6 separate regions of the Mus musculus genome follow, and regions 1, 2, 3, 4 and 6 are each linked to region 5. Evidence: chromatin loops called from intact Hi-C (ENCODE). Cell type or tissue: left cerebral cortex. All regions are shown on one strand.

Region 1 (4,000 bases), 120 kb after region 5:
GAAAACACCCATCATCCATTGCACAAGAATAAGGACCTGAGTTCTAATCTCCAGAAGCCAACTAAAGATGGGTATGGGAAGACACACCTGCAATTCCAGTGATCCTTCATAGACCAGATTTGGAGACGATCTCCAGAGGTCCCAGAGCCAGCTAGCCTGGCTTATGAAGAGTAAAAAACAGGGAACATCTTTAAATAAAATGGAAGGAAAGAACTGACATCTGAGGTTTCTGTCCTTTGATCATGCACACACTACACGCACATGCACACACTACACACACATGCACACATACACACACTGCATACATATACAGACTATACACACATATACACATACATATAATACACATACTATACACACACTATACACAAATGCACACTACACACACATGCACACATACACAATATACAAACATGCACACATATACTACACATACATGCATACACTAGACACATACATACACACACACACACCATACATATACACCCATATAAAAAGGTTAAAAATAAAGCACACTTGATAAAAGGTGATTACCTAAAACATACAAAGTTTTTTTTTAAATAGTGGCACACAATACAAATTTTAAAATTGAGGAATAACTTGAAAAAAGAAACTAAAGAGAAAGTAAGCCTATGAAAAGATTTCCACACAGAGCTGAAGAGATGGATGAATGTCAAAGGCTAGGCTCAGAGCCAAATGTCCAGATCTCAACAGCTTGTGCCGTTAGGAGATTGTAAATTAAAACAATGAGGCATCGCTGTGTCCTCTTATCATCGTAGTGACACCAGGTAGCCATTGAAGTCATGGAAACTGTGTTCACACACAACCTGAGCAAGCATGTGGATGGTGGCTGTCTTCACCACTATTAAAAAGGCCGTGTGGTGCATGATCCCAATTATACAACTGGAGAAAGCAGACCACAAATGGTAGTCATTTAGGGATGGTGGGGTGAGTGAGGGAGCACGGAGGATTCTCGGGTCAGTGAGACTACTCTGCATGGTACTGAAGGGATGGGCATCTCTGGGCAGAACACAGAACATACGGAACCCAAGTGCAATCGGGTCTATCCCTGGAACGGATGCATCTCTGCAACATCAGCTGTTGACCCTCATGGGAGGATAGAGAGCAGGCGCTATATACAAACACTGGTTACTGCTCAGTTTTGCTATGAATCTGAAACTACCTTGAAATGTGAACTCTGATGATTTTTCTTTCAAAAAAAAAAAAAAAGTTTGAGGAACTGGAGAAATGGCTTAGAGGTTAAGAGCATTGGCTGTTTGTTCTTCCAGAGGACCAGGGTTCAATTCCCAGTATCCACAGGGTGGCTCACTACTGCCTGTGACCCCAGTTCTAGAGAACCTTCTCTGATTCACCCTCTTTTGACCTCTAAGCACACCAGGCCCACAAGTGGTACACAGACTTGTAGGCAGGCAAAATACCCATATACGGAAAATAAAGTTTAAATTTTTAAAAAAATCTTTTAAAAGCTGTTGGCAATTTTTTGTATTTCCCACAGTTTTAAAAATTAAAGATAATAGATTAAAATATTAAAATATGCATACATAAAATAATCAAAATTCAATATTTATATCCAATTGAATTTCATGAAGTTTGCTGGTATATACATATCTATATCTATGTAGATATAGATATAGATATCGAGAGAGAGATTTAGTATATATTAAATAAAAAGGCAAGGGAGTTGGGGTGGACAGATTAGAGGGAGGAAATGGAAAAGAATTAGTGATATATTTTAATTAAAAATAAAGAATAGTAAAGCTTGCTGGTGTGTTTTTGTTTTGTTTTGTTTGTTGTTGTTTTGTTTTGTTTTTCGAGTCAGGGTTTCTCTGTATAGCCCTGGCTGTCCTGGAACTCACTTTGTAGACCAGGCAGACCTGGAACTCAGAAGTCCACCTGCCTCTGCCTCCCGAGTGCTGGGATTAAAGTCGTGCGCCACCACGCCCGGCGCTGGTGTGTTTCGGCGCTGGTATGTTTTTGAATTCTACGTTGCAACTATTCTTTTTCCGTTTGTCCAGTGTGAGTGTAGTAAGCAGAGAGCTCACAACTACTTGAAAAGGCTTCTAAAGTTCTCCTTCTTGCACTTCTACTCAAGCCTGCAGCACAAGACTGGAAGCAGTAGCTACACAACCTAGTTGTCCTTTATTGAAGCACAGGTTCAGGAGATCCACAAAATGCAAAGCGACGCCAACTTTCTACTCCCCCCCCCCCCCCAAGAACGGTTCTTAGTTTTGAAGCGTGTTAACACCTAAAGGATATGAGGCTGATATTTTAGATGTTGCTATACATTCTTTATTCTTTACTTCTAATAAACCAGGAAGAGAACACTCAGAGCCCCAACCATGCCTTCTTCACCTTTCAAAAGATGCATTCCACAGCTTCAACAAATTAGCAGACCTCAGAGCTAGAGGCAAGCGTTGGACTGGCACCTGCTGGACAGTTGGACTCACAACAGCTTGATCATTGCCTGTCAAGTAGCCGAGCCCTACTTGATTCCAAAACTTAAGCAAGATTCTGCCCCTTCCCAGCTTCCACGCACCGCTGCATTTTCTCTGAGCCTGGGGGTTTGTGGCTTAATGTCTTTTCTTTCCTATTTCTAGAAGAACTATTATTGCATGTACATCGTGTTAGTAAAGTTATCTTGTGGAAACTGGGTATTTGTTTTTTTAGTTTAAGTGGTTTCCAGAAGCTGTTGGGAAGTGTTCTTTTGGGGTCCATTTTTTGAGCTTTATGATGTGCACGACAGACCTACAAGAAAAGTGCCCCCAATCTCAGAGAACCCGCCTTGCGGAGCGCTCACCGGGTCCTGATGCCAGCAAGGCCCCCAGCTCGGCCAGCAGCAGCAGCAGCAGTGTGTGCAGCATGGCGCCCAGCATGGCGTCTCCTGGAGTACCTAGACAGTTGTAAAGCCGTTGCGCGGGGCTGTGGGGCACGTGCCAGGGGCCACCGTGGGCCACGTCCTTGGAGCGCCCTAACCCCCTACCCCGCCTCCATCCTCCCCCTCCACCACCTACCCCAGCTCTAACAGAGCCAGGCTGCTTCGCAATGAAACCCGCATGCGCAGTACTGGAGAGGCTGCGAGGGCGCTCAGGTCAAAAAAGTACACACATACGTTTATACTCTTTCTAAGGCTAAACTACGACTGCATTTTAAGATGCGTGGACAAATTTTTCAAGAAAGCCTAAACTGATTTTCTTCCTTGGGGTCTACATTTCCACAGGCACACTGCTCCCATGGACCGCCAGGCTTCCTTCCAACCTGGTTCTCCGTGGCACTTCAGTTAAAATTCATATACCTTCCTTTTTTAGGAGCTTACCAGAATGGTTAATTTATACAGCAATGGCAGATCCTTGACATAAGAACCTACATTTTAGCCTTTGTCCTAGCTGGAATGGCAGCGCCCTAGTCACATGCTTCTTAAGTCAAGAGTCCTGTCAGTAAACTACTTTCTCCTTAGTATTTCTGAGGGCTTGTGGCCTTCAACACCGCCATATTTCTCACTAGGGCTGGTTCACCAGTGTTAGTACACACCCAACTGCTAAAGTACTTGAGTATCCTGAAAAAAAAAAAAAAATGAACAGTCTATCTTTTAATGTGTTTTCCTTAAGTGCAGTCACATTTGCCAAAAGCCCTAACACTGAAATTAAGAAGAACCCAAATAGTTATGTATTTATAAAGAGGACGACAAAACAAGAATTTCAAGTATTTTATTTGTTGTAAATGTTTTTATTTTAATATGTATATATACACAAACAATATTATTTTAAAAAACTAATGAAATTCAGTTAATATACCTATTATTAAACTTCTTTATGAAAGATTATGAAAAAATTTAAATGTTTAAAATTTTAGTGTCAATATCATTCCTTTCAAAGTACAAATTCATTTTAATACAGCTGAGAGAGTAATCCCAGAGACCAGTATAATTCTGTAGTTATCTAAGGAAACCACTGCTTCCTTCCTTTCTCCAGCCTAATGTTTA
Region 2 (4,000 bases), 190 kb after region 5:
AGCCATGCAAACACTAATTTAATACAAAGGATGAAATAAATAACTTATTTCCAGGAAAAAAAGAACCTAGTGTGTTCCCATTCAGTTTCATCATCCACAATATAAATATCTTACATATTTACGGGAAGTTTCACAATTCAGATGTGCTGGCGAACAGTAATTTAATTCTTTCCGATAATCCCCTGGGTTAAACAGAGCAGAGATTCTTTGTCCAGATTTAGATAGATTGAACTACAGGCTCTAGAAACGTAGCGTTTCGTTGATTTTATTATTTTAAGTATCCTTACTAACAAAAAAAAAAAAAAAAAAAAAAAAAAAAACGGCCCAAGGAAAACCCGCCCTCTTCTCCATCGGGATCCCTGTGGACCTACTGCTGAGTCGTCCAAGACGGCGAACGTCAAACCCCAAATCCTGATAGACTGAAGCAAAAGTTCCATCTCCCAGCCCAGAGCTGGTGACAGCCACTCCACCCGCAAAGCACTCGCTGCAGCCCGGGAGTAGCGAGCGCACCGCCACAGTGCAGCCGGCCGCCGGCCACCGGGCTCCGGGTCAGCGCTGACAGGGGAGCCGGAGCCCAGGGTCCGCCTCGCAGCCCTCACCACCCAGCACTCACTCCCCACAGCACGGTTCCCGTCCGGCACCCACCTGGTCGCCCGGCCTCGAGGACTGGGCCCAGCAAGCCACACGCCAGCAGCCACCTTAGTCGCAGAGAGGCAAGGGGCGAGAGCGCGCGCGGCCCCATAGCGAGGGCTTCGGCAGGTTCCGCTCAACGCGCGGCCGCCGCCTCCGCCCCTTCGGTCATCCTTGCAACCCCGCGGGGGCCCCCGGGCTGGCGGGGCGCTCGCCCTCGGCGAGCACGCGCGCGGCACTGACGCAGCAACCCCCCCCCCCCCAAAAACCCCGCCCCTTTCCCGATCCCGCGGCCAGAGGCTGACGTAGGGAAAATACAGTCTGGCCAACCCACCGGCGGCCGCCGCCGCCGCCGCTCCAGTTCGCGCCCGGCTGTTCCGCCCCTCCGCCCGCTCAGCGGAGACTAGAGAAGGTAGGAGGGGCTGGAGGGCGGGGCTAAGGGAAGCTCCACCCTCCCTCCGCTCCGTGCAGCAGTGAAGGGTCTACTGGAGGGCGGAGCGAAGCCAGGCCACACCTTTCCCCTGGCCGTTTCTGATTGGCCGTAGTGGCAGGCGGAGCGTCGAGCTGCGCACGGGTTGGCTGTGGAACGGAGGGTTGCGTACCCGACGTAGAGAGAGGCCTGACAGCGCCGGGCTCCGGTGGGCCGTGGCGGCCTGGCTTTGTTTTTAGGCCAGGTCTCTAGGACCGGCCCCCGGGAAGATGGTGCTGGGCGGCTGCCCTGTGAGTTACCTATTGCTGTGCGGCCAGGCGGCCCTGCTATTGGGGAACCTGCTGCTGCTGCACTGTGTTTCTCGGAGCCACTCGTTTAATGCTACGGCCGAACTGGATCTCACACCCTCGGGCGCCGCTCACCTCGAGGGTCCCGCGGCCTCAAGCTGGGAATACAGCGACCCCAACTCGCCAGTCATCCTTTGCTCTTACCTGTAAGCTGCCGGGACGTGGCGGGCGGACCTAGAGGGGGATCGGGCCAGGGATAGCTGTTGGTTGTGGGAGCGGAAGGCTGCTTCCACCTCGGGGAGGTGATTCCGGGACTGGTGCCTCTCAATTGCCCTGCCACAGAAAGCAATTAAACTGTGTGTTAGTGGTAGATACTGGGAAGGAGTAATGTAGGCTACAGAACCCTTCCACTTCCTGCACCCTTTCTGCTGCCTTGGTTACAGGATGAGTTCAAGGCCAACCAGCCAGCCTGGGTAACTTGTCTCAAATTTAAAAAAAAAAGAAAGAAAGAAAATTCAAGGGCTGGAAATGTAGCTCAAAGGTAGATAGCACCTCTAGCGTATCCAGTTCCCAGTACAGAAGGAGGAACAGATATTAAAAGAGGAACGAAAATAGCATTGCGTGCGGACACAGAAGCAATCGGCAAAAGGCACTGATGAAAAATCTTACTGATTTGCAGACCCGACGAGTTCGTAGACTGTGATGCCCCAGTGGATCACGTTGGAAATGCAACTGCCTCCCAGGAGCTTGGTTATGGTTGTCTCAAGGTGAGGATTTTGTTCTTTGTACAGGCACCTTCGTGGGAAGCATGGCCGGGTGCTGTTAAAGAATTACAGAAGGGCATACAGACAGACTTGATTTTTTTTTTTTTTTTTTACAACTTCATCCGTATAACTGTCGCTGGAAACATGACAAAGGTTTTAACGGCTGAAGAGCACATTTGCTTTCCTCAGGAACCAACCATGCCTGTGCCCAAGCCACCCAAGTGCAAAGACCAACCTGTATTGCTTCCTTTGACTGTTGAAACTAACAAATTAAAGCCAAGACATCGACTGTACTTTCAAAGCAAGGCTTTTCTTAACAGAGCAGCAGCAACAACAGCAAAGCCATGCACTTTGTAAAGCTGGTGCTGAACTGGCCTTTCTTGGTTACACACGCACTTGGAGCAAGTTCCTCATGCAGGTGACAGCCGGCCTGCACCATATCCGTTGGAAGTAGCTAGAGTCTGTCAGTTATGATTTTATTTGAGGATAAAACATTCCAGAGAAGCCAGTAGTATAGCCTTAAAGTGAGTGCATCTAACTTGGTCTCTCAAAACCCAATGAAGTTTGGTTTGGTTTGGTTTGGTTTGGTTTGGTTTGAGTTTTGTTGTGCTGGTAGGTTGGTTGTTTGTCTGTCTGTCTGTGAAAAGGTCTCACTACAGCCCAAGCTAGCCTTAAAACCAGGTTCCTCTTGCTTGAGCCTTCTAGCGCTAAGATACAGGTCTGCATCACTGTGCCTAGCACTAAGATACAGGTCTGCATCACTGTGCCTAGCACTAAGATACAGGTCTGCATCACTGTGCCTAGCACTAAGATACAGGTCTGCATCACTGTGCCTAGCACTAAGATACAGGTCTGCATCACTGGGCCTAGCACTAAGATACAGGTCTGCATCACTGTGCCTAGCACTAAGATACAGGTCTGCATCACTGTGCCTAGCACTAAGATACAGGTCTGCATCACTGTGCCTAGCACTAAGATACAGGTCTGCATCACTGTGCCTAGCGCTAAGATACAGGTCTGCATCACTGTGCCTAGCGCTAAGATACAGGTCTGCATCACTGTGCCTAGCGCTAAGATACAGGTCTGCATCACTGTGCCTAGCACTAAGATACAGGTCTGCATCACTGTGCCTAGCACTAAGATACAGGTCTGCATCACTGTGCCTAGCACTAAGATACAGGTCTGCATCACTGTGCCTAGCACTAAGATACAGGTCTGCATCACTGTGCCTAGCACTAAGATACAGGTCTGCATCACTGTGCCTAGCACTAAGATACAGGTCTGTATCACTGTGCCTAGCACTAAGATACAGGTCTGCATCACTGTGCCTAGCACTAAGATACAGGTCTGCATCACTGGGCCCAGCTCATACTTAAGGAATTTATGTTACCACCTTAGCACTGTAGACTCGACACTATATTATAATGCAGGGTTGAGTTGTGAGAAAACATTTTTGCCACCTCAGACACAAACGAATAGGCTTTGTAACACCACAACCAAGAGGACAGCTCTTAAAGTAAAGAGATATTTTAAATACACTGAAATTTTGCCCTCTAGGTAATTGGTAAAAGTCTGACTGGCATTCCATAACGGTAACTTAGTTGTGACTATTTTAATTAAAAGCTGAATGTATCGACACAAGATTCAAACTCTGCCTCAGCCAGGGTCCTCAAGGACTGGTAACACTCAGAGGCTGTGAGAAATGAACACTCCTGTTCTCCAGTCTCACGCTGCTGAGACAAGGGAAACAGTGGGAAAGCAATGATAAGGTACGAGGGAGACTGAGTGGCTCTGCTTTCTCTGTTGGAAATGAATTAAGTAAAGGGTAGAACTCTGATTCTAAACATTTTTACTGGAGCTAACCTTATACTGGGGTAGACTACGCAAAC
Region 3 (4,000 bases), 390 kb after region 5:
GTGCTGGCTGCTCTCCCATAGCTCCTTGGTTCAATAGCACACACATGGCCGCTCACGTTGTCCAGTCCCTGGGGATCCTCATCTGGATTCAGAAAGCACTGACACGTGCTACCCATACATGAAGGGATGTAATGTCTATTACAGTGATTGATAGGGATCTGAGAACGGTACCCACAGGAGCAAAGTATTTTTTAAAATAGTTCTCTTTGCTGTCGTTTTGTTTTGTTTTGTTTTGCTTTGCTTTGCTTTGCTTTTTTAAGATTTATTTAGGGGCTGGAGAGATGGCTCAGTGGGTAAGAGCACTCACCGACTGCTCTTTGGAAGGTCCTGAGTTCAAAAGGTCCCAGCAACCACATGGTGGCTCACAACCAACTGTAATGAGATCTGACGCCCTCTTCTGGTGTGTCTGAAGACAGCTACAGTGTACTTATGTATAATAATAAATAAATCTTTGGGCCACTGTGAGCAGGGACTGAGCGACTGGAGTTGACCAGAGTGAGCTGGACCGACTGGAGTGAGAGAGGTTGACCGGAGTGAGCAGAGGTCCTAAATTCAATTCCCAACAACCACATGAAGGCTCATAACAGCTACAGTGTACTCATACTCATAAAATAAATAAACAAATCTTTAAAAATTTATTTATTTATTTATTTATTTATTATATGTAAGTACACTGTAGCTGACTTCAAACACTTCAGAAGAAGGAGTCAGATCTCATGATGGATGGTTGTGAGCCACCATGTGGTTGCTGGGATTTGAACTCAGGACCTCTGGAAGAGCAGTCAGTGCTCTTAACTGCTGAGCCACCTCTCTAGTCCCCATTGCTTTGCTTTTCAAGACAGGGTTTCTCTGTGTAGCCCTGGCTGTTGTCCTGGAACTCACTCTGTAGACCAGGCTGACCTCAAACTCAGATATCCGCCTGCCTCTGCTTCCCAAGTGCGGGATTAAAGGCGTGTGCCATCACTGCCCGGCACTAGTTGACTTTTTGCTGTATTATCTTATGAAATGCCACAAATTCCCTTATTCCTACTGGCTCCTCACGTGTCTCATCATTTATAGTTTAATAACATCAGGAACATTTTTTATGTCCTTTGAACACAGCCTAGACAGCCACCAAGTGGAATGTTGGTGTGTTTGCGTTTTGTTCTAGAGACTGAACTGAGTATCTCTCGCTCTGCCACCAAGTACATCCCTAGCCAGATAATACTTGTTTTTAATTAGATTCTGAACAAATGCAATCTATTCTATGTGCTGCGTATTCATGTATCCCAGGAGGCAGATTTTAGTACTTAGGAAACTCAGCAGGGGATGGGTGTCCTCTAAGAGAGACCTTGAAGCCCTCCCAGACTCCACCTTGTGAGCACACAGGAAAGAGATGGCTCTCTGAACCAGAAGTGGGGTTGGTCCACCCTCAGTCTGTTAGCACAGTCTGTTAGACCTCGGACTACACCCTGGGAAGGATGTTTTCTGTTGTTTATGAAAGGGCTGAGGCAGCTCAAACCGGTTATGAACATAATCCCTGACTGCTAAACTAAGCATGCACCCCAGATCTCACAGGGCCACCCAGGTTTTTACCTGAAAGGAACATTTGTTAAAGATCACTGCACTCAGTGGCCTCAAATTCACCCAGAGACATTCAAGAAATACAGAGAGTTACGAAAGCTTGCACAGCTAAGAGTCACATCTGTTGGGCGCTGGAGAGATGGTTCAGTGGTTAAGAGCACCAACCGCTCTTCCAGAGGTCCTGAGTTCAATTCCCCAGCAACCTCACGGTGGCTTACAGCTCTCTGTAATGAGATCTGCTGCTGCCCTCTTGTGGCCTGCAGGTGTACAAGCAGACAGAGCACCATACACATAATAAATAAATTCATCTTTAAATGTCACACCTATCAGGAAGCTGTGAATGGATGCTGGCAGAACTTTCTCCACCCCACCCCTCACTCCCCTTAAAGGATGCTTAGCATATGTAACAGAAGAGCAACCCCCACCCCCATCTACCTCATCCTAAAAAAGCAAGCTGAATCATTTTACAAGGCAAAGAATCCTTTTCTTCAGGGTTTCTCTCTGTTGTACTGGCTGTCCTGGAATTCCATCTGTAGACCAGGCTGGCCTGGAACTGCCTCTGCCTCCTGAGCCACCTCCAGCCAGCAAGGATTCTTTCCTATACAACGTTCTTTGTTCCAAAAGTTACCGCCCTCCTCCTTGCTCCCTCCCTCCCCCCCCCCGCCACCCCTCCCCCCTGTGCTGAAGAGCAAACACAGGACCTGTGCGTACTAGGCAAGTACCCTGAGCTATATTCCAGACCTTTCTTTTTTGAGACTATGTAGCTCAGGCTAGCCTCAAACTCACCATCTTCCTGTCACCTTTTCCTGAGTGCTGGGATTATAGGTACACATCACTCCATAGAACTTAAAAGTATGTTTTAATAACTGTGATGGTTTGTATATGCTCTGCCCAGGGAGTGGCACTATTAGAAGGTGTGGCCTTGTTGGAGTAGGTGTGTCACTGTGGGTGTGGGCTTAAGATCCTCATCCTAGCTGCCTAGAAGTCAGTATTCTGCTAGCAGCCTGCAGATGAAGATGTAGAACTCTCAGCTCCTCCTGCACCATGCCTGCCTGGACACTGCCATGTTCCCACCTTGATAATAATAGACTAAACCTCTGAACCTGTAAGCCAGCCCCAATTAAATGTTGCCCTTAGAAGAGTTACCTTGGTCATGGTGATTGATCACAGCAGTAAAACCCTAAATAAGGCAATAACTATATAACTATAACTATAAATATATAAAACTATATATATATAACTATATATACATATATATATGTATAGTGTGTGTGTGTGCCTTCATTCTTTTATTCTAAATTTTACAAATGACAGAATTCTGCCAGCCTATGCTATATTCTGCTGATTGAAACAGATCCCAATTCTATAAACAAATAGAGATGTAATTTATAAGCTATCCTGTGTGAAATACATTAATGTAACAGCATTTCCCACACAGAACAATGTGCCCCAAGAAGCTGAGCAGGAAAGGGGAAATCCCGGTGCTCATCCAGGCACAGCCAAGGTATACCCAGGAGCAGGACGACTGGAGCACTTAATTCGGTCAAGGGGAGAAGATACCATCACTGCCCAACTAAGCACCAATATTCATCAAAGGCCCACGCATTAAAGGCTTGGTCACCAGCTGACAGCACTCCTAAGAGGTGACAGGACCTTTAAGAGATAAGTCTTAAAGAAAGAAATCAGGATATTGGGGGGGGGGGGAGGGGGATGCCTTGGAGGAGACAGTGGGAAGACCTTGGTCCTCTGTTGCTTCTCTTTGCTTGCCAGTTGCCCTGAGGTGAATGGGCCACCTCTATCAGGAATTCTGCCAGGTGCCACAGTGCCACGATGGGGCTGGCGTGGACCACAGCTTCTGAAACAACAAGCCAAATAACCAACTTTCTCCCTTAAAGTCTTCTCTCTCTCTCTCTCTCTCTCTCTCTCTCTCTCTCTCTCTAAGACAGGGTTTCTCTGTTTAGCCCTGGCTGTCCTGGAGCTCACTCTGTAGACCAAGCTGACCTCGAACTCAGAATTCTGCCTGCCTCTGCCTCCCGAGTGCTGGGATTAAAGCGTGTGCCACTATTGCCCGGCTCCCTTAAAGTCTTAATCTAACCAGCTGAGAATGAGACCACTACCACAATTTAAAGCTGATTTCGAAGCAAGCTTTAATTACATACTGGCCAGGTGGATGGATGGACTCTGGCCAGGTCCTTGCCTGGGTTTACAGAAAATGGCTACAGGTCACATTTTTCAGGGGCTTAAAAAAAGGCAGACCCCACAATTCACCTAATTTCCCATGAGGTCCAATCACGGACCAGCAAACATCCTGATGTATTTCCTGCCCACATACTTCTCACTCCCACGCAATCAAGCACATTTGGTACAAATTGGTCAAACCAACAGGGCAAACAGAAACTTAATTTTAACTCCAAACAGAACTCTTAACCTACAAGGT
Region 4 (4,000 bases), 330 kb after region 5:
ACCAGTGGAGAGGAGACACTTTTAGACATGAAGTCATAAGCCACATGGGATAGAAAAAAAATAGTAAGATGGGGAACAGGAACTTAGCTGATACAGGTCAGTTTAGGGAGGTGAGTGACTTTGCGTAGACATCTTGTCTCTTCCCAGTAGAGAACGAAGTTCTTTTCCATGATCTTCATCTCTTGAGTTTTAAGAAGAAAAGAGGAGGTCGGAATGGACTTTGTGCATTCCATGGTCTTGAAGACCTTAGCCCCAGGTTGTCAACAAGTGCTCACATTCTCTCAGACACTAGGCCAGACTCAACGGCTGAGCCACACCCCACCCCAACCCCACGTGACCGATTTTGAAGTCCAATGAATACAGATATGTCAACTCTCTTTCATTGTCAACCACTGAAACTATTCTAGTGTGACTCTGAAATACAATATACCTTAGCCTGTAAAAGACCCATATTTGACATTTAAAAAAAGATTTATTTATTTTATGCATAGGAGCATACTGTCGCTATCTTCAGACACATCAGAAGAGGGCATTGGATCCCACTACAGATGGCTGTGAGCCACCATGTGGTTGGTGAGAATTGAACTCAGGGCCTTTGGAAGAGCAGTCAGTGCTCTTAACTGCTGAGCCATCTCTCCAGCCCCCATATTTGAAAATTTTTACTTTAACATCTGTTTTACAAACGGAAAGCAAGCTACAATAGAGCTTCCTCAGCCTAGCTGTGTGATACTAGTGACTGAGTTCTGATCACTACAGTGTCCCCCCTCCCCACAGTTCCCATCAGACGCTCTAAAAAATAATAAAATATTAACTTCTGCTTCAGTGCAGTTTTCAGAATCTTCCAGAAGTGAGACCTGGGTAGCAGGCGGTTCACAGAGTTCTGCTTTGTCACAGGTTGATGTTTGCGATAGTGAAACCGCCACTGTCAACTTGTGGAAATTCAGTATCGCCTAGGACACTGGTGAAACACACTTCCCACTCACTGTGAGTATGGGCGGTACAATCTAGTGGTCTGGGAAGGCAGAAAGGAACAAGAGTAAGGAGAGTGGCAGTCTATAGACACACCCCCGACTTCTGGGTGCGCCAAGGTGAGAGCCAAGCGGCTCCACCATGCCCTGCTTCTCTCAGAATGAATCCACTAACACCACATCAAAACAAACCCTTCTATTCCTATTTTAACTGAAGTCAGAAGACAATTGGTGGGAGTTGGTTCTCTCTCCACCCTGTGGACCAAACTCAGGTCCTCGGTCTTGGTGGGCGGTGCCTTCACTCATGGACCCATCTTGCCCATCCTTTTAAAGTTGTTTCTATTGGGGATCTTGTCATGGCATGGGCTAGTCACACTTTTCATATGGAGATTTAAAAAAAATAGTATTTGCAACTTAGGGTTATGAAAACACAGTCTACTATAAACTCTGTAGCATGACCTGGAAAATTGTCTGAGAAAAGGGGCAGGGGTTTAGGAGTGGGAGAGAGAGAGAGAGAGAGAGAGAGAGAGAGAGAGAGAGAGAGAGAGAGGGGCAGAGCTCTATCCCTCCTGTGGCAAAAAGAAAAAAAGAAGGAGAAAAGCAAGAAGCGGGAGAGGATAGAAGGAGGAGAGAGAAAAGAAGGGAGGAGTTGAGGGGCAACTACAGGAAGGGGAAAGATAGAAAAGGAGAGCAAAGAGGGAAAGATGGCACCTCCAGGGCTGCTGGTCCTGGAGGCCAAGCATGGAGACAAGGCTGCTGGACCCCAACCAGCCCGGGGCAGGAAGGGCTGGAAGCCAGGACTGATCAGATGCCTGGAGGACCTCAACAGCTTTTCTCTAAGTATAAAATAGTCCCACGGTTAAGGTGTTCAGAGAAGTTAGTGGCTATTTTAACAAATATTCCAACTGCCTAATTTTCTTACCAATCTCTATTTTTCTACCCACTTATGAGCCTGCTGTCCTGGGCTTGCTTCCCTGCCAGGACTCAACTTTCAATTTTCTCCCATTCTATATTTATCAGGCTAACACATGACTCTGTCATTTAGTCACTTAACTAACATATGCCTGAGGAGAGTGGCATTGATGGGTAGAGAAAATGACTCAGATCAAGTGAAGACTAGATAAAAGATGGCTTACCGCTTATAGAGATACTTAGAATTTGAACTGTGCAGAGAAAGTTGTTTTGAGAACCTGGAATCCAAGCGAATTGTTGGTTCCAAGAAATGTCTCATTTTTAACTTTGCAGCGCTGTGCATGGAACCCAGGCCTTACCCTTGCAAGTCACGCTATTCCCAGCTACACCTCAGCCCAGCATGTGGATTCCTTCAGCCACAAGGCAGGTTCCTTTTAGCTATGGCCCTAACCAGAAACAGGGCTCTGAGCCTAAGCGGGCTGCCCTCTGCTGCCACGGGAGGGGAAGAGCTTGGTTTATGCTGGTGTAAGGGAGGAAAGATTTTTTTGTTTTGTTTTGTTTTGTTTGTTTTGTTTTGTTTTCTCTTTTGTGGGCCTTTAAAGTTCTAAGGATGATTTCAAACTTCCTAGGCCTCCCTTCCTCATGGAATTAAAGACGACAATCTTGAACTTGGAGAGTTGGCAGAGTGGTTAAAAGCACTTGCTGCTCTTGCAAAGGACCTGCTTGGATCCTGGGTTCCACATGGTGACTCACAACCATCAATAACTTCAGTTCCAGAGGATCCAATGTCCGCTTCTGCCCTCCATGGGCACCAGGCATTCATATAATACACACACACACACACACACACACACACAGGCACGAGAGCACACATACACAGAAGCACACAATTAAAAAAAAAACCTCAACTGCAGCAATACACAAATCCACGTGTGACTGATACAAGCTGTGGACAGCACATACCCTCCAGATTTGCTTGCACACCAAATACTCACTGCAGCCCCTGTTAGCTTTTCATTCATAGCCTCCATAAACAGTTTTGAGCTGCAGTTTGAAAAACAGTAGGAAGCCTTTGGGAGTGAAGCCCTCTAGTGGTCATTGTGCATGTCTGCACCGAAACTGATGCCACATGGGAAACAGTTATCTGGTTGAAAATTGGCTGGGCATGGTGGCACACACCTTCAATCCAAGCACTCAGGTGGCAGGGGCTGGTGGGTCTTTTGAATTCAAGGCCAGCCTGGCCTACAGAGCAAGTTGTGGAATAGACAGGACTGTTAACCAGAGAAACCCTGTCTTGAAAAACCAAATAAATTTTTTTTTAAAAAATTAAAATAAAAATTCAGTTTCTGGGGGAATTCAAAATTGGTCATGCAAGACAAATGGAAAGGCCCTTCAACAAAATAGAAGGCGTGCTCTGTATCAGCTATCACAGTGGGGGGGGGGTTGTCTGGATATTAATTCTTTTTTTTTTGGATATTAATTCTTTAGCAAAATATTATTACCTCTGTCTATGCTAATTGTACCTACAAGAACTGACTTCCTGCCATTTCTGACGTGTAGAACAAAAACGCCTAACTCTACACAAAGTCTTTCAGCTGAGGATGTGTGATGTATTGCTGTCTTAAGACCTCTCCGTGCTGCTGAGATGTGGGAAGTGTAACTTGTTATACTCTGTTAGGCGTCTCTCAGGGAGACGGTCAGCATCTGCTGGAGCCATAGGAATGTTGGTAGACTTGGTTGGAATGACACTGGCTTCTGGAGAGAGAACTCAGGAGAATATAACCCTAGTTTCCTCTTCACTCGGGTATGTGTGGAGAGCTTTTGGGGCCGCTGGACAGGAATCTGATATCCGCCAAGGAGAAGGAAATGGGATTCAGGCAGGAATCTGACATTAGGCCATGACAAGGAAGTAAGCTGAGGTGAGAATCTAATTTTAGGCTAGAGCAGGGAAGTAGGCTTCAGGCAAGAGTCTGACTTTGGGCTAGGACAGAGAAGTAGGCTCAGCTCTCTTAGTCATCCTGAGAAGCCCTTAGAAACAGTCATCACGGTAGAGATCAGGGGCCTCTGTTTACTGCCTTGCTTGTTCCTTGACTACTTGTGTTTATCATACTGCTTGTTCC
Region 5 (4,000 bases):
TATAATTGGTCACAAAACAAGCCTCAACAGATACAAAAATATTGAAATTGTCCCATGCATCCTATCAGATCACCATGGACTAAGGCTGATCTTCAATAACAAAATAAATAATAGAAAGCCAACATTCACGTGGAAACTAAACAACACTCTACTCAATGATACCTTGGTCAAGGAAGGAATAAAGAAAGAAATTAAAGACTTTTTAGAGTTTAATGAAAATGAAGCCACAACATACCCAAACTTATGGGACACAATGAAAGCATTTCTAAGAAGAAAACTCATAGCTCTGAGTACCTCCAAAAAGAAACTAGAGAGAGCACACACTAGCAGCTTGACAACACACCTAAATGCTCTAGAACAAAAGGAAGCAAATTCACCCAAGAGGAGTAGATGGTAGGAAATAATCAAACTCAGGGGCAATTCAACCAAGTGGAAACAAGAAGAACTATTCAAAGAATCAACCAATAGAGGAGCTGGTTCTTTGAGAAAATCAACAAGATAGATAAACCCTTAGCCACACTCACTAGAGGGCACAGGGACAGCATCCTAATTAACAAAATCAGAAATGAAAAGGGAGACATAACAACAGATCCTGAAGAAATCCAAAACACAATCAGATCCTTTTACAAAAAGTTATACTCAACAAAACTGGAGAACCTGGATGAAATGGACAAATTTCTAGACAGATACCAGGTACCAAAGTTAAATCAAGATCAGGTTAATGATCTAAACAGTCCTATATCCCCTAAAGAAACAGAAGCAATCATTAATAGTCTCCCAACCAAAACAAGCCCAGACCACATGGGTTTAGTGCAGAGTTCTATCAGACCTTCAAAGAAAATCTAATTCTAGTTCTTCACAAACTATTCCACAAAATGGAAGCAGCTTATTTATAATAGCTAGAAGCTGGAAAGAACCCAGATACCCCTCAACAGAGGAATGGGTACAGAAAATGCGGTACATTTACACGATGGAGTACTACTCAGCTATTAAAAAGAATGAATTTATGAAATTCCTAGGCAAATGGATGGACCTGGAGGGCATCATCCTGAGTGAGGTAACCCAATCACAAAAGAATTCACATGATATGTACTCACTGATAAGTGGATATTAGCCCAGAAACTTAGAATACCCAAGATACAAGATACAATTTGCAAAACACATGAAATTCAAGAAGAATGAAGACCAAAGTGTGGACACTTTGCCCCTTCTTAGAATTGGGAACAAATCACCCATGGACAAAGACAAAGTTTGGAGCTGAGATGAAAGGATGGACCATCTAGAGACTTCCATACCCGGGGATCCATCCCATAATCAGCCTCTAAATGCTGACACCATTGCATACACCAGCAAGGTTTTGCTGAAAGGACCCTGATATAGCTGTCTCTTGTGAGGCTATGCCAGGGCCTGGCAAACACAGAAGTGGATGCTCACAGTCAGCTATTGGATGAAACACAGGGCCCCTAATGGAGGAGCTAGAGAAAGTACCCAAGGAGCTAAAGTGGTCTGGAACCCTATAGGTGGAACAACAATATGAACTAACCAGTACCCCTCTAGCTGCATATGTATCAAAAGATGGCCTAGTCAGCCATCATTGGGAAGAGATTCCCCTTGATCTTGCAAGCTTTATAAGCCTCAATATGGGGGAACGACAGGGCCAAGAAGTGAGAGTGGGTGGGTAGGGGAGTGGGGTAGGGGGGAGAGTCTGGGGGACCTTTGAGATAGCATTTAAAATGTAAATGAAGAAAATATCTAATTAAAAAAAAGAATAGTATTTATTCACTGTTTTTAAAGTCATTTTTCTGTAGTTCTACAATATGTGAAATTATAAGCAATGCAAACAAGAGCAAGACTTCAATTTAAAAAAAGAAGAAGTTGAGTGGGTAGGGCGGTATTGAGGATCTGAGGGAGGGGAAAGAATATGAAAAAAAATAATAATTAAAAATTTTAAAAGAAATTAGTCGAGAAAGACTCTAGAGGGCAGCAGTTGCCAAGCCAGGAATTTAAACGGAAAACAAAGCAAAACAAAAAAACAAAAACCAAAACAAACAAAAAAGTCAGTTTCTTTGTAGTGATGAATTGAGTCAAGACTACCATTTACATACATGGTAACAGAATTGGGAGCCCGGATACCATTCGTTGTTATCTAAGTTACAGATAAGAAAGCATTCCCACTCCGGGAATGCTTTGCAGCCAAAAGGGAGCAAAAGGAAAGCAAAGCTAATTCAGTGAGCAGGGGGCTGCAGACTTCGCCTCTGCCCCTCAAAAGCCAGAAGCTAGAAGCCTGTAGCAGCTTTGATCTCTGTACTCACTCTGGCCTGCCTGCAGCCCTTTAAGATGCAAAAAGAGCAAAAGAAGGAGGAACATGGCTCCCTTGGTGGTCTTGGAGCTTTGCTGCGGAGCAACAGGCTGGGCGGGGCGGGCGTTGTGTCCAGTAACGGAAGCTCTGGGCCCTGAACCTGCAGGGTTGTCGCTAGGGAAACCAGAGCAGAAAGGGCTGGAGAACGAGATAGATGCATAGATTCAGGTACCAACCATCCTGCTAACTGTAAAAAGGAAGGTGGATGCCTGCAGGTTTACTCTTCAGGCTAGGAAGAGCTGGTAAGGATTTTCTTTGTATCATTTATCATGTCTTTTAAAAAAAATTTACACATCACTGAGGAAAAGATATCCGAAAATATTCAGGTTACTGACGGCAGCCACGCATCTTCCAGGATACTTCGGCGTACTGTCCCCAGAATTGAGAACAATAAAATGTTGCTAACATGGCTGATCGTTTTTCATAGCTGCATACACGACACCCCCTAAAACACTCGTTGGTCAAGCACAGACTTTCAAAACATTTTCTGCGAGATCATATTGTCACCCTCTAATTCTGCAGCCCTGCGTTTCTCCTTGTATTGGTCTTTTAAAGGTGTGGATATATAAGCTGAAGTAATTACAAGAGCCAGGAAAACGGAAAACAGCCATGGAGAGAGGAGGGGAGGAGCCCCAGAGAGCGGGATGGTGGGACATAGTTGCTATGAGAGGGTGAGGCAAGAAACTTAACTGAGAAAAGGAGGCAAAAGGAAAGATAAATAACATTAAGAATATTTTCAAAAATCTCTTTCTGATTTAAGGCTTTATTATTTTTTGGTGGCCCATTAAAGGTGTAGTAGAGCAGAAAATAGAGAACTCAAGACAGAACTTAAGTTCCATAGAGGTTCAAAGGAGAAAGAAATGGCAGTAAGAGTTCCAGAATGGAAAACATACACTTTAATTGGAAATTATCGCTACAGTATTTTGAATATATTGATTAGGATATTGAAAGTGGACTGGCCAGGGTTCTGATAGTGGAAGAAACACCCTAACAATCAACTTAAAAAGAGAAAAGGTCTCTGTCTCTCTCTGTCTCTCTCTCTCTCTCTCTCTCTCTCTCTCTCTCTCTCTCTCTCTCTCTCTCTGGTTTCTCTCTCTGGTTTCTCTCTCTGGTTTCTCTCTCTCTGGTTTCTCTCTCTCTGGTTTCTCTCTCTCTGGTTTCTCTCCCTGGTTTCTCTCTCTCTGGTTTCTCTCTCTCTGGTTTCTCTCTCTCTGGTTTCTCTCTCTCTGGTTTCTCTCTCTCTGGTCTCTCTCTCTCTCTGGTCTCTCTCTCTCTCTCTCTCTCTCTCTCTCTCTCTCTCTCTCTCTCTCTCGTTTTGGAGATTCTCTCCTATGGAGGCTTGCAGTGTTGTTTTGGGCCACCATGGTAGAAAGTTAGTGGGAGCAGGAAGCAGAGGGAAAGGCAGGGCAGTGTTAGAGTTTCATCATCTCCTTTAAGAGTATGGCTCAATGGTCTCAGTCTTTCCATGAGTTGTGCAGTCTGGGCACTAATATTTATCTCATGAACGTAGCGGACGCTCATGCAATCTGAAGTAGGGAGGAGGGTGGAGTAGAACTTACTCTATGTGTTACCCTGTAGCCCTTTCACGAGCTTGAAGTTCCTTTCTCCTCTATTGTCTTTTGCACTTAGCAGCTCAACCTG
Region 6 (4,000 bases), 310 kb after region 5:
CTCCAAGGACCTTGGGTCACTTCTCCAGCTCCGCCCTCTGCAGCACACACAGCTTGTCATCTAAACTCTGGCAGGCTCCATTCCACCCCTGCTGCTCTTCTGGGCGGTCAGCCTATGATACATGAATCTCCAAAATGCTGGGGACTCGTGCACCTGGGCTATACTTCCACCAATAGCCTCTCTTGGTCTTTCTTCATGGATTGCAACCCTGCCACACAATGTCAAGCATCAGCTGCCCTCCATGACCCCTTCATGCCTTCAAAACCCATACACCTGGGAGACTCTTATGCTATAAAGTTCAGCTTCCAGCACAAAGGTACAACTTTGGTTGCCTCTGGAACACAGCTTCTGCGTGCTGACCCTGAGGAAACACTTCCCAGATTTCACCTCAGTGATGGTGGATTCTTCTCAATCATTGCTAATTTCTTAGCTCCGGCTGACAGGCATCAACTATCCCAGTAAAGCAAGGGTTTTATTTACTTCTGTGATTCTAGTCTCTTGTTACCCACAGCTGATTCTTCAGCCTCAGTTAACCAAAACCACAGATTCTCAACTCAAAATACCAAACATACCCTATAAGTCTTTAAGTGACTCTCAAACTTCCCTCTGGAACTCACAACCCAGGCCTCCATTGTCTGCAGGGCTTTCCACATTCTTTTCTTCCCAGCTCCCACAGAATAGCTCACCAAGCTTTGAATTCTCTCTCAGTGGCTTTTCTAGCCCAAAGTTCCAAGGTCCTTCCACAATCCTCCCCAAACATGACTAGGTCTCTCACAGCAATACCCCACTATGCTGGTATCAGCTTCTTAGGGTTTTGTTTGTTTGTTTGTTTTGTTTTGTTTTTTGAGACATGGTTTCTCTGTATAGTCCTGGCTGTCCTGGAACTCACTCTGTAGACAAGGCTGGCCTCGAACTCAGAAATCCGCCTGCCTCTGCCTCCCAAGTGCTGGGATTAAAGGCGTGTGCCACCACGCCCGGCTTTCTTAGGGTTTCTATTGCTGTGATGAAACACCATAACCAAAAGCAACTTGGAGAGGAAGGGGTTGATTTGACTTCCATATCATAGTTCGTCACTAAAAGAAGTCAGGACAGGAACTCAAACAGGGCAGGAATCCAGAGGCAGGAGCTGATGCAGAGGCCATGGAGGTGGGAGGGCATCTGCTTTCAGCCTGCTTTCTTATAGAACCCAGGACCACAGCCCAGGGATGGCTCCACTCACAATGAGCTGGCCCCTACCCCTATCAATCACTAATTTATAAAATGTCTTAACAGGCGAATCTCATGGAGGAATTTTCTTACTGAAGGTTCTCTCCGCTCAGATGACTTTAGCTCTGTCCAGTTGATAGAAATGCTCCAGCATACTGTCTCATGTCTCCTACTTTGGGATGTTCCCAAATGAGTTCGAGGCCAGCCTGGTCTACAGAGTGAGTTCCAGGACAGCCAGGGCTACACAGAGAAACCCTGTCTCAGAAAAACAAAACAAAACAAAACAAAACAAAACAAAACAAAACATACCTGATACTGACATCCCTGGCTAGACCCCATAAACCCGGCTCTCTCGAATTCCCAATTCTGTGCAGACACAGCCAGCTGCCCAAGCAAGAGACCCAAATGTCTCTTTCCCTCCTCCTCTCTCACCACCCACACCCTGCAAGGCACCACACGACACCAATCCCCTCGGCTGCAAGTCTCCTCCCCTCCTCCCACCTCTGCCTCTTATTTCAGGCTCTTATTATCCCTTCATGCCCTCATCTAAGGCTTAGGGACATACCAGAGACAGATGGCCTCCTACCCGTGAATCACACTTGAGCGTGGAAAATAACCAACACATGAAAGAATCTCGCATTTACAGTGTCAGTAGGTGACAGGAGAGACTTGACTGTCTTCTGGGGAAGGTGAGGTTAGAAGTGAGGCTGGAATAATTACTTGGGAAGACGAGCGATCGTGTAAGCCCAGGGTAAGCTGCAACCAGGCAGACCTCCATCACTGCCCTTTGGTTCTGGACAGCAGCTTAGTCGTGTGCTCATGACCTCCACTTAATAGGTACTCCCTTCAAGCTGGCACAGAGATTGGGACACTTTGCTGCACAGAGATGCCTTGCTCGTTTCGCATGTTTAGCCTACACTACGTGGGGGCAGTTCTTGCAAAGGAGAAGGGGGCCGATGTTTATGGTGCAAGTGTCAGGGGACACACAGAACAGACCTGCCTGTCCTTGGGCTGTCGGCACTGTCATTACTAATCTCCATCACAGGCACAGATGGGACTGCATCCTCTCCTGCTGAAGCCAGACAAGGCAGCTCAGTTAGGAGAACAGGATCCACAGGCAGGCAATGGAGTCAGGGAGAGTCTCTGCTCCAGTTATTGGAGGACCTGCATGAAGACCAAGTTGCACATTTGCTACATAGGTGCAGGGGGCCTAGGTCCAGCCCATTATGCTCTTTGGTTGGTGGTTCAACCCCTGGGAGCCCCCAAGGGTCCAGGTTAGTTGACTCTGTTGGTCTTCTTATGGAGTCCCTGTCCCCTCTGGGTCCCTCAATCCTTCCCCCAACTCTTCCACAAGACTCCCTGAATTCCATCTAATGTTTAGCTATGGGTCTCCGCATCTGTTTTAATTAGCTCCTGGGGTGGGGAGGAACTCTCTAGGACCTGGGATGTGGCAGGCTCCAGTGAGCCTATGAGGGTGAATCTAGTTGAGCCTCCTAGTCTTGGGGGATATGGAGCCTGAAGTGGCCACCTCCTGTAGCCAGGCAGGACTCCCAGTGGAGGGATAAGGACACCAATCCACCCTCAAAACCTTCGAGGCCAAATTTGTCCTGCCTATAAGAATTGCAGGGACAAAGACAGAGCCGAGACTGAGGGATGGCCAACCAATGACTGGCCCAACTTGAGACCCATCTCATGGGCAAGAACTAATCCCTGACACTGTTAATGATATTCTGTTATGCTTGCAGACTGGGGCCTCACGTAACTGCCTGGCAATCATTCTCATTGTCTAAGTTCACCTTCATTTGTGACTCTGCCTATACTAACCTTCAATATCAATGATGGAAGTCTTTGGAACAAGTCCACGGTGCCTGCTGCCTGCTGCTTTATCAGCAAGGAACTAATCACAAATGCTTGGCCTTGGCACAAGCTAAGCAGGTCCTGCCCACCACTGAGCTGAAACTCCAGCCCTTTGCAACATCTGCATTAGCCTTGAACTTGCAATCCTCCTGCCTCAGCCCCCCTGGTAGCCAGCATTCTAGGCCTGAGTCATTAGGCTCATGTCTCTATACATTTATTTCTGATTATAACCCAGCTCAACACAAAAAGACAATGTCTTCAGAACAGGGCATTTCGTTGACAGCAAAACTGTACCAAACATCTGTGGCTTGATTAGCTGATGGAGTTTAGATTTTTAGATCACAGTAAGATATTTCATATGGACAAAACACCACATTATATGGAGTCCAGACTCCCATAGCTACAGCCCCTCGTGATCTGCCCTTACATTACATCTGAGTGGAGATAGCCATGGACCCTGAGTCTTTTAAGATGGAGGAAGGGAGGTCTTCCATCCTGGCTCAATAGTTCTTCCTTTTCTTTTCTTTCTTTTCTTTTCTTTTCTTTTCTTTTCTTTTCTGTTTTTGTTTTTGTTTTTTTTTTTCAAGACAGGGTTTCTCTGTGAGCCCTGGCTGTCCTGGAACTCACTTTGTAGACCAGGCTGGCCTCGAACTCAGAAATCCGCCTGCCTCTGCCTTCCGAGTGCTGGGATTAAAGGTGTGTGCCCAGCTCGATTGTTCTTTCTTGAAGGCTTGGAATCTGTAGCTCCAAAGACCGGGGAGAACTTGGTTCCATAGCCTTGGCCCTGTGGCTCAGTGCGTCGGCGTGAGATCCTTGTTGTCCATCTTGGTGCTGCAAATCAAACACTCCAGGGCCTCTGAGTGCTCCACACAGTTCTTCCCTTTATCTGCAAGTCAGAACTGGCACTGACTGTCAAATCAATTCCCCTCCTACCACC

Evidence for each region. Peaks named below come from ENCODE experiments on the same cell type or tissue, not always from the same donor. Only the 100,000 strongest peaks of a DNase experiment are listed, where the experiment ranks them.
Region 1: a loop joins it to region 5, with 4 times the contacts of the local background. A loop is called at or near these places in 15 of 42 quality-filtered maps.
Region 2: a loop joins it to region 5, with 5 times the contacts of the local background. A loop is called at or near these places in 2 of 42 quality-filtered maps.
Region 3: a loop joins it to region 5, with 4 times the contacts of the local background. A loop is called at or near these places in 8 of 42 quality-filtered maps.
Region 4: a loop joins it to region 5, with 7 times the contacts of the local background. A loop is called at or near these places in 13 of 42 quality-filtered maps.
Region 6: it touches region 5 in a loop (3-fold over the local background); 5 of 42 quality-filtered maps call a loop at or near these places.

What each region holds. Positions count from the first base shown.
Region 1 is chr8:24,945,902-24,949,901 of GRCm38, forward strand. It overlaps Adam32 (a disintegrin and metallopeptidase domain 32), which reads right to left and starts at 2,903. Exons shown (of 22, transcript NM_153397.2): 1 at 2,819-2,903. The coding sequence starts at 2,894. Adam9 (a disintegrin and metallopeptidase domain 9 (meltrin gamma)) reads right to left here. Exons shown (of 22, transcript NM_001270996.1): 22 at 3,710-4,000. In left cerebral cortex, a CTCF peak has its summit at 2,440 (motif pointing left); DNase peaks (open chromatin) are centred at 2,455 and 3,037.
Region 2 is chr8:25,016,040-25,020,039 of GRCm38, forward strand. Adam9 (a disintegrin and metallopeptidase domain 9 (meltrin gamma)) reads right to left here and starts at 883. Exons shown (of 22, transcript NM_001270996.1): 1 at 646-883. The coding sequence starts at 742. It overlaps Tm2d2 (TM2 domain containing 2), which reads left to right and starts at 1,172. Exons shown (of 4, transcript NM_027194.3): 1 at 1,172-1,553; 2 at 2,027-2,114. The coding sequence starts at 1,330. In left cerebral cortex, a CTCF peak has its summit at 2,056; DNase peaks (open chromatin) are centred at 23, 510, 1,088 and 2,049; H3K4me3 peaks cover 2,586 bases; H3K27ac peaks cover 1,650 bases.
Region 3 is chr8:25,214,177-25,218,176 of GRCm38, forward strand. It overlaps a transcript of Tacc1 not described here. Among named protein-coding and RNA genes, the nearest start is that of Tacc1, 15 kb to the left of the region's middle. In left cerebral cortex, CTCF peaks have their summits at 391 (motif pointing left) and 1,815 (motif pointing left); a DNase peak (open chromatin) is centred at 1,918.
Region 4 is chr8:25,148,265-25,152,264 of GRCm38, forward strand. No RefSeq gene overlaps it. Among named protein-coding and RNA genes, the nearest start is that of Mir8108, 9.0 kb to the right of the region's middle. In left cerebral cortex, CTCF peaks have their summits at 2,361 (motif pointing left) and 2,984 (motif pointing left); DNase peaks (open chromatin) are centred at 2,025, 2,283, 2,988 and 3,621.
Region 5 is chr8:24,821,628-24,825,627 of GRCm38, forward strand. It overlaps Adam5 (a disintegrin and metallopeptidase domain 5), which reads right to left and starts at 2,742. Exons shown (of 21, transcript NM_007401.3): 1 at 2,313-2,742. The coding sequence starts at 2,367. In left cerebral cortex, a CTCF peak has its summit at 1,994 (motif pointing right); DNase peaks (open chromatin) are centred at 2,192, 2,342 and 2,835; H3K4me3 peaks cover 1,084 bases; H3K27ac peaks cover 524 bases.
Region 6 is chr8:25,133,830-25,137,829 of GRCm38, forward strand. No RefSeq gene overlaps it. Among named protein-coding and RNA genes, the nearest start is that of Gm39143, 6.0 kb to the left of the region's middle. In left cerebral cortex, no CTCF peak of the experiment used is centred here; a DNase peak (open chromatin) is centred at 1,686; H3K27ac peaks cover 590 bases.